Linked DNA regions of Homo sapiens: region 1 is linked to region 2. A link is a contact called in ENCODE Hi-C data. All regions are on one chromosome and are shown on one strand. The core of a region is the stretch at or near the end of the contact, and the rest is flanking DNA. Distances in the headings are between cores, read along the strand shown. Region 1 overlaps EVI5 (ecotropic viral integration site 5). Region 2 holds the start of GBP4 (guanylate binding protein 4).

Region 1 (3,371 bases), core at 709-3,208, 3.3 Mb after region 2:
GAATCTTAACTTTGCATTATCAATAAAGAGATCGGATTTTAGAATTTCTCTGTGTGTATTAAACAATGCTGGTCCCCCAAAAACATTTAGTAATGAGAAAAGGAAAGCGATAAGTTATTATACAATTTACAAAGAATAAAGCATAAAAATGCAGTATAGTTAATAAGAAAACAGGAAACTGTCATGTTCATAGTCTGATGAAAGGTTTTGACAGGAAACAGCAGAGTTTCTTACTGTATGATAGTAAAAATTCAAACACTAAAAAAACACTATTTATAAAAGATTACAGCTATTCCACGCAAGTTATCATTGAAATTCTACAGCAGGGATAACCTGTAAAGATGAATATTCTGAAGCCCCAAAGGACTTCATCATCATTAAGGATACATAAGTATTTTTAAATTTTTCATTAGTCTACTTTATTGGCTAAACCAGTAGATATTAAGACAGAAATTTCTTTTGTGAAATAGAGAAGTGTCATGGTTTTAGAGTTTTGTAGTCTTTAAATGTAGGTTCTTTATAAGTGATAAAGAAATCTGTGCCGAGAAAATATGATCACCTGGGCAAGTGTCTGTGTGGCTAGAGGAGACAATGTGCTGTGTGTCTGCTTTCTTTTAGCACATCATAGGACACTGGTAACTTAAAAAATTACAGTTGATTTTTTTTTACACTTGGTTTTAAAGAGACGTAACAAGTTATCCTTCAATTTTAACATTGGGGTAATGGAATTAATAATACAATCTTATAATTATATAATGCTTTACAGTTAAAAGTGCTTTCATGCATATTATTTCAACTTAAAAAAAATTTCCCCTGTGTGTGACTGGAGGTTGCACTGTGCAGACAACTACCACTTTCTGAGATTCAAAAGAATAAGAGGAAGGGCTGCATTGGGTATTTTGAAAGACAATCAATCCACAACAAAGTGGAAAAAAGTCATCCACACACCAAAAAAAACCCCTAACCAAATGAACTTTGATCACTACTAGACAGGGTTTAAACCATTGAAGTGAATCATGTGACACCAAGTGAACTGCAAAACAGTTGCAGTAAGTTTCCAAGACTGAGTCATATCAGATTATAAAAGCTCCTATTCGTACATTTGAGTTTGTATAATTAATCTTTATAAAACAAAGAGCTATAGCTTTTTGAGCTAAATGTAGCATTTCTGTAAGTGATATGTAATATATACAATTTTAAATAACAATGTATTTTACTTTTCATGGAAAGATCTAATAATCACATAGTTTGTATTTCTAAGTTCTAGAGGCTTTACTTTTTTTTCCATCCTCAGAGTTTGGTCAGTAATTTTGTTGGATTCCTTATAGAATACCTTTAATAGTTTTCTGTTTTCAAAATCTAAAATAAATGTAATGGGAGATGATATGCAAAATTTATTCTCAATTATCAGCTTCTTTAAACACTGAATTGTAAACATGACAAAGGTTAGACTAGTAATAACCACACAAACAAAATGATTTCCAGAGAATCAGAACAGGAAATCAGTAAAAGTGATCGACTGGAGGTCATGATTTCTTCATTACTTTATTACACAGACAAGAGCCAAAATTCTAATCTACAGTACTTAAAAAAAAAAAACTAAAAAAAATTCAAGAATTTTATTGAAATAATACTAGGTACATAATGCTGAAAATGTTTTTGGTTTTAAGCTAAGTAAATCATAAAAAATATAAAATTTAGAATGAAAAAATTGTAGATTTCATGTAAAACTGTATATAATGCAATAGTTAAAGCTGACGTTTTTAGAAGGAAAAAACATGCACCCACATTAATAAGTAAAAAAGGTAGAAAGGAAAGGAAAGTTTGGAATAGAAGAAACTTACAACTGCACACTTTTTACCTGAGAAGAAGAGAGGGGGAGTCATTTACAGAGAATTCTTAGTCTTTCTACAGTGCATACTTAGATGTATTCAGTATTGTGGGCAAACAAAATGAAACTGCCACTGAATGTCTTCTTCCTGGCAGCTGACACATCTTGATAAAATTGAAACCATTAACATTATTTAGAAGGTACTCTAAGGTCAACGCTGATGAGGCTACGAATATGTGAGGTTCTATGTAAATTTATGACCAATTACAGGAAATAAATCACTTCACACTTGTTTCACTCTGAACTTTTAAAGCTACATCAAAGTACCATGTAGATTTCCTTTGATTTAACCTTCAGCAAAATGAAGCATTTAAAAATTCAAACCTTTAGCAAAACACCCTCATGAAAATGAAGTACTTCTTTTCTATTTGGATTGGATTCTGTTCAGAGGAAATTCTTGTTCTCTAAAGCTATATCATGTGTTTTTTCAGTCCATCAATCAATTAACCAAATATGCACCTAGTGTTTAGGTGACAAGTGTTGTGATGCTGGAAAGGCAAAGACAAATGACAAGGCTCCTGCCCTCAGTTAAAAATCTGAAGGGCAAGACAAAAAAACTAAACAGCTGATTCCAAGGTGGCACACTGTTAAGTAAACCCACAGGAGAAGCAATACACTGGCTAGAAGGGAGAATTCTTAGGGAAGGAGGAAGATGATGATGTTCGAGTTGGGTCTGTAAGGATGAGCAGAGGTGGAGGGAGGAGAAATCAGGCACAGGTGGCATGGGGAAAAGCCTAAGGCCAGAGAATGTATTATGTGTTAGGAAACTGCAAGTGGTTTGGTGTGGCTGGATATAGGTCTCAAAATGAGAGGTGAGAGATGAAACTTGAAAGAAAGCTGGGGCTAAACTATGAAGAATCTTATGCCATGTTAAAGAATTAGAACTTATCACGAAGGTTATGGGTGAGTCACTGAGGCAGTGGAGTAGTGTCATTAGATTTTATCTAATCCTTTATAATATCACACTGTGACTACATAAGTATTTTGTGGTATAGCTGGAACAATAAGAGCACTTATTTAGCCCTTACTATGTCCCAGGCTCTGTTTTAAGTGCTTTTCCAGCATTAATTTACTTAATTCCCCCAATATCTCCCACAAGATAATTGAGGGATGGAGGAAAACTTTTTTTTAGGTGTCAAATCACTCAAGAAATCTGAAAAAATCTTGAACCCGGCCGGGCGCAGTGGCTCACGCCTATAATCCCAACACTTTGGGAGGCCGAGGCGGGCGGATCACGAGGTCAGGAGATGGAGACCATCCTGGCTAACACTGGTGAAACCCCGTCTCTACTAAAAATATAAAAAATTAGCCGGGTGTAGTGGCGGGCGCCTGTAGTCCCAGCTACTTGGGAGGGTGAGGCTGGAGGATGGCGGGAACCCGGGAGGCGGAACTAGTAGTGAGACGAGATCATGCCACTGTGCTGCAGCCTGGGCGACAGAGCTAGACTCCATCTCAAAAAAAAAAAAAAAAAAAAAAAATC
Region 2 (3,394 bases), core at 51-2,550:
GCAGAATAATTCCACTCCTGGAATAAATAGGGGCAGGATGTTACAAAAAGGAGATGAGGAGTGGTTAGAAAAGGCTCCAGGCATTCCAGAAGAATTTGCTCTCTCATTAATTTAATAAAGAGTATTGCGTACCTACCATGTGCTAATTAACACCGTTCTAGATTCTCAGCAACAAGCAAGGAACATAATTGATACAAACTTCTGCCTCTTGGAGCTCTATTTGTTGTAACCCAGCGAGTTACAGAGAAACGCCACACTCTGAGACGAATTCAGGAGTCCTTTATTAGCCGGCGACCGAGAGACGGCTAGTGCTCAAAATTCTCTCGGCCCGAAGAAGGGGCTAGATTTTCTTCTATACTTTGGTTTAGAAAGGAGAGGTTGGGGGGAGGGGTCTAGTTAAAACAATCCTACAGAAGTAAAGTAGGCAAAAAGTTAAAAGGATAAATGGTTACAGGAAAGTAAACAGTACTAGGTGCAGGGGCTTTAATTCTATCACAAGGTGATAGAAGCGGGGCTTTGGGCTTTATCAACCAGACACAAACGCGGGGGGCTCTGGGTGCTGTTAACCGGGCGAATTCCTGGGAACTGCGGGTATGGCTTGCCACAGTACCTTATCAGTTAATTGCATTCTTGGATGTGCTGGGAGTCAGCTTGCACAAGTTAAGTCCCTGAGGAAGCGGGTGGGTAAGGGGCTGCAAGTGAAGGAGCCGAGATGCAGACTGTCTGGCTCTTTCAGCTAAGGGAGAGTCAACTCAGGTTAAAACAAGGTAGGGTATCACATATTCTAGTGGGGGACAGAAAATTAATAAAACAAACAAGCAAAAAATGTGTATATGTATACTAGATGATGGTATTTCGCAGGAGAAAATGCCACAGCTCTGGGAGGAAGCCCGAGGAGGAGCAGCGCATCCTGGAGACACCGGTGCGCCTCTGGTCGCCGCCTGTGGACCGTCTAGAGACGCTGGGCCACACGGAGCAAAGCACTCAGGGGTTCAAGCAGCATCAGACTTCCCCGCGAGGTTCCTCCACTGCCTTTGTCACCCGCCAGTGTGAAGTCTCCAACCCTCCCCGTGTGCAGTCTGCGCTTGGGAATTTGTTGTTGTTTGTTATAACCCAAATATACTTGAAAGGTAAAGCTTAAGAGCAAACTTACCTGGTGTGGGCACTGCAGCGTGAAGAGTTCTCTCACCCATTGCTCTGTCCTCCTGCGCCTGGATCCTCGAGAAACGGACTGTTCTTAGAAGCTGAAAGTCCAGCCGGATTTACAGACATCCAAGTAAGAGTCTGTGAGAACCGAAATTGAAAGGACATGCACTTTGTGGGGAGTTGACTGTTGGGGATTTTCCTGTTTATCAAGACAGGAAACTAAAGGAGCTTGAAAGTGCTGGTTCCTCCACACCAGACTCCTGAAACTCAGGTTTGTTTGTCCCTCTTCCACCCTTAGCTTAGGTATCTTTCGCCTCCAAAATGAATATAGAGCAGCAGACATGAATGTTGTTTCATCTACCTGTCTCTCAGGGGTAATTTTGTCAGGGAAGAAATTTGAGTTTTTGTTTGCTTTTATTTTTTTTTACATGCTTATATGTTTCTGTTTCTCATCTCTTTTCTTTATTTTTTCATTAACCATAAAATATGTGTGTGTTTGTGTGTGTGTCTATGGATATCTATGTATCCTCTAACGTTGTTGCCCAGAGGTGCGGTGGTGGCAAGTAAATACTTCTCTTTCAAAACACAAACATCTCATTGAAACTGGATCTTTTGGAGGACAGGAGGATGATTGGACCATAAAAAGCATAATTTATAATTAGGAGTCTTACCCAGGCTACCAGAAAAATGGACTCAGTTCCTAAAATGACTAGCCAGTTTGTTAACAGAGTTTGGGAAATCTATCTGAAATAAATGGGTAATGATTCCCCATTTGTGCCTATCCCTTAGATCTTCCTATTTGTTTAGTAATGTCTGATTAAACATTTGCAAATTAATAAGTACAAAATTTTAGGCACTTAATCAGGTAAAATTACTGGTGCCGATTTTGATTCAAAACTTAACATTTATTTCCTATAAGCAATATTGAAAGTGAAAATAAAGCTAAGTCAAGTTTTAAATAGGACCAGTAATAAGAAATCAGGTGCTTTTTTCTCTTACCATTTTTTAATGTCAGGAAGTCCCTCTCTCTTAAAAAAAAAAAAAAAGAAGAAGAAGAAAAAGTACAGGGATGACTGAATCCAGGTAAATGTGTTTGAAACACCTGAATTTCACCAGTGGCACCCCTTTCCAGATAATCCAATGTTACTGACTTCAGATAATCATGGAAATGTTAATCAAGAAGAAATTTAGGCTGGGTGTGGTGGCTCACTCCTGCAATCCAACCATTTTGGGAGGCCAAGGTGGGCAGATCACTTGAGTCCAGGAATTGGAAACCAGCCTGGGCAATATGGGGAAACCCCATCTCTACAAATAATAATAATAATAAATTAGCTGGGCATAATGGCATGTGCCTGTTATAATAGTCCTAGTTACCTGGGAGTCTGAGGTGGGAGGATGACCTGAGCCCAGGAGGTCAAGGCTGCAATGAGCCATGGTGGTCCCACTGCACTCCAACCTGGGCAACAGAGTGAGATACTGTCTCAAAAAAAATTGTTAATTCACAGTTGTATGTATAATGATTGCACATAGCAATATGTCTATGCACATAGAAAATATACATAGCAATATGTCTGTGTTACACAGATAAAAGTCTATAAGTGTTCCCCCAACCACTACCTCCTTAAAATTAGTACTTCTAGCTCAGGTGATTTTTTTAAAATGTCTTTCTGAATTATATGAATTTTTAAAGACTTTTTTTATAATCACAGATATGCACACACATACTCATAAAAAGGAAATAACTTTTATTTTGATAAAAAGACTCTGAACATTTTTTGAATATTTTTCCATATCAGATTTTGAGCTTCTTATTTATACATTTTTTGAATATTTAAAGTGCAATGTCTATATGTTTTTGTATTTTGTGGTTAACTTGTAATTCATTTACAAGATGTATCAAATAAAACAGTTTTTTGAAATGAGGGTGTTTTACTGGCTCACTGATTTTGGAAGGAAACTGGAGGAAATGAGTTGCAGATGTTTTTAATCTCACTGAGCAAGGCAAGGAGACAGAAAGTTATGACGTTAGTAGATCATACAGGGCAAGTGATAATGTTATCTGTGTGTACTTACTTTAATATAGTTCAGAATAGTCACTGTCGTGTGTGTGTCTGTGTTTTTACAAATTGACATTCTGGAGGTAGTGATAAGCATATGAATGGCCCAATCTGGAATGATCTCCTGAAGAAGAGGTACCCTGTTCTGTGTCAACACCAAATTCTTATCAACTGGCATAAAGGATGTAGAA

The links. Hi-C counts contacts between places; a loop is a spot of excess contacts on that map. Pooled maps may share reads with other maps.
Region 1: a loop to region 2 is called in a pooled map, with 30 times the contacts of the local background. The contact joins the enhancer-like site here to the promoter of GBP4 in region 2. A Hi-C loop is called at or near these places in 2 of 37 single-sample maps with no recorded cell type and 2 of 50 pooled maps.

Annotation. Positions count from the first base shown.
Region 1 is chr1:92,536,198-92,539,568 of GRCh38, forward strand. All of the region lies in intron 19 of EVI5 (ecotropic viral integration site 5), which reads right to left. Among named protein-coding and RNA genes, the nearest start is that of GFI1, 51 kb to the left of the region's middle. Within about 2 kb of position 1,959, at least 5 of the 41 ENCODE cell types and tissues checked have a DNase peak (open chromatin) inside an H3K27ac peak, as active enhancers do.
Region 2 is chr1:89,197,642-89,201,035 of GRCh38, forward strand. GBP4 (guanylate binding protein 4) reads right to left here and starts at 1,301. Exons shown (of 11, transcript NM_052941.5): 1 at 1,154-1,301. The coding sequence starts at 1,193. LOC107985076 (a long non-coding RNA gene) reads left to right here and starts at 706. Exons shown (of 3, transcript XR_002958332.2): 1 at 706-767; 2 at 862-1,417. RefSeq lists a silencer at 1,105-1,399.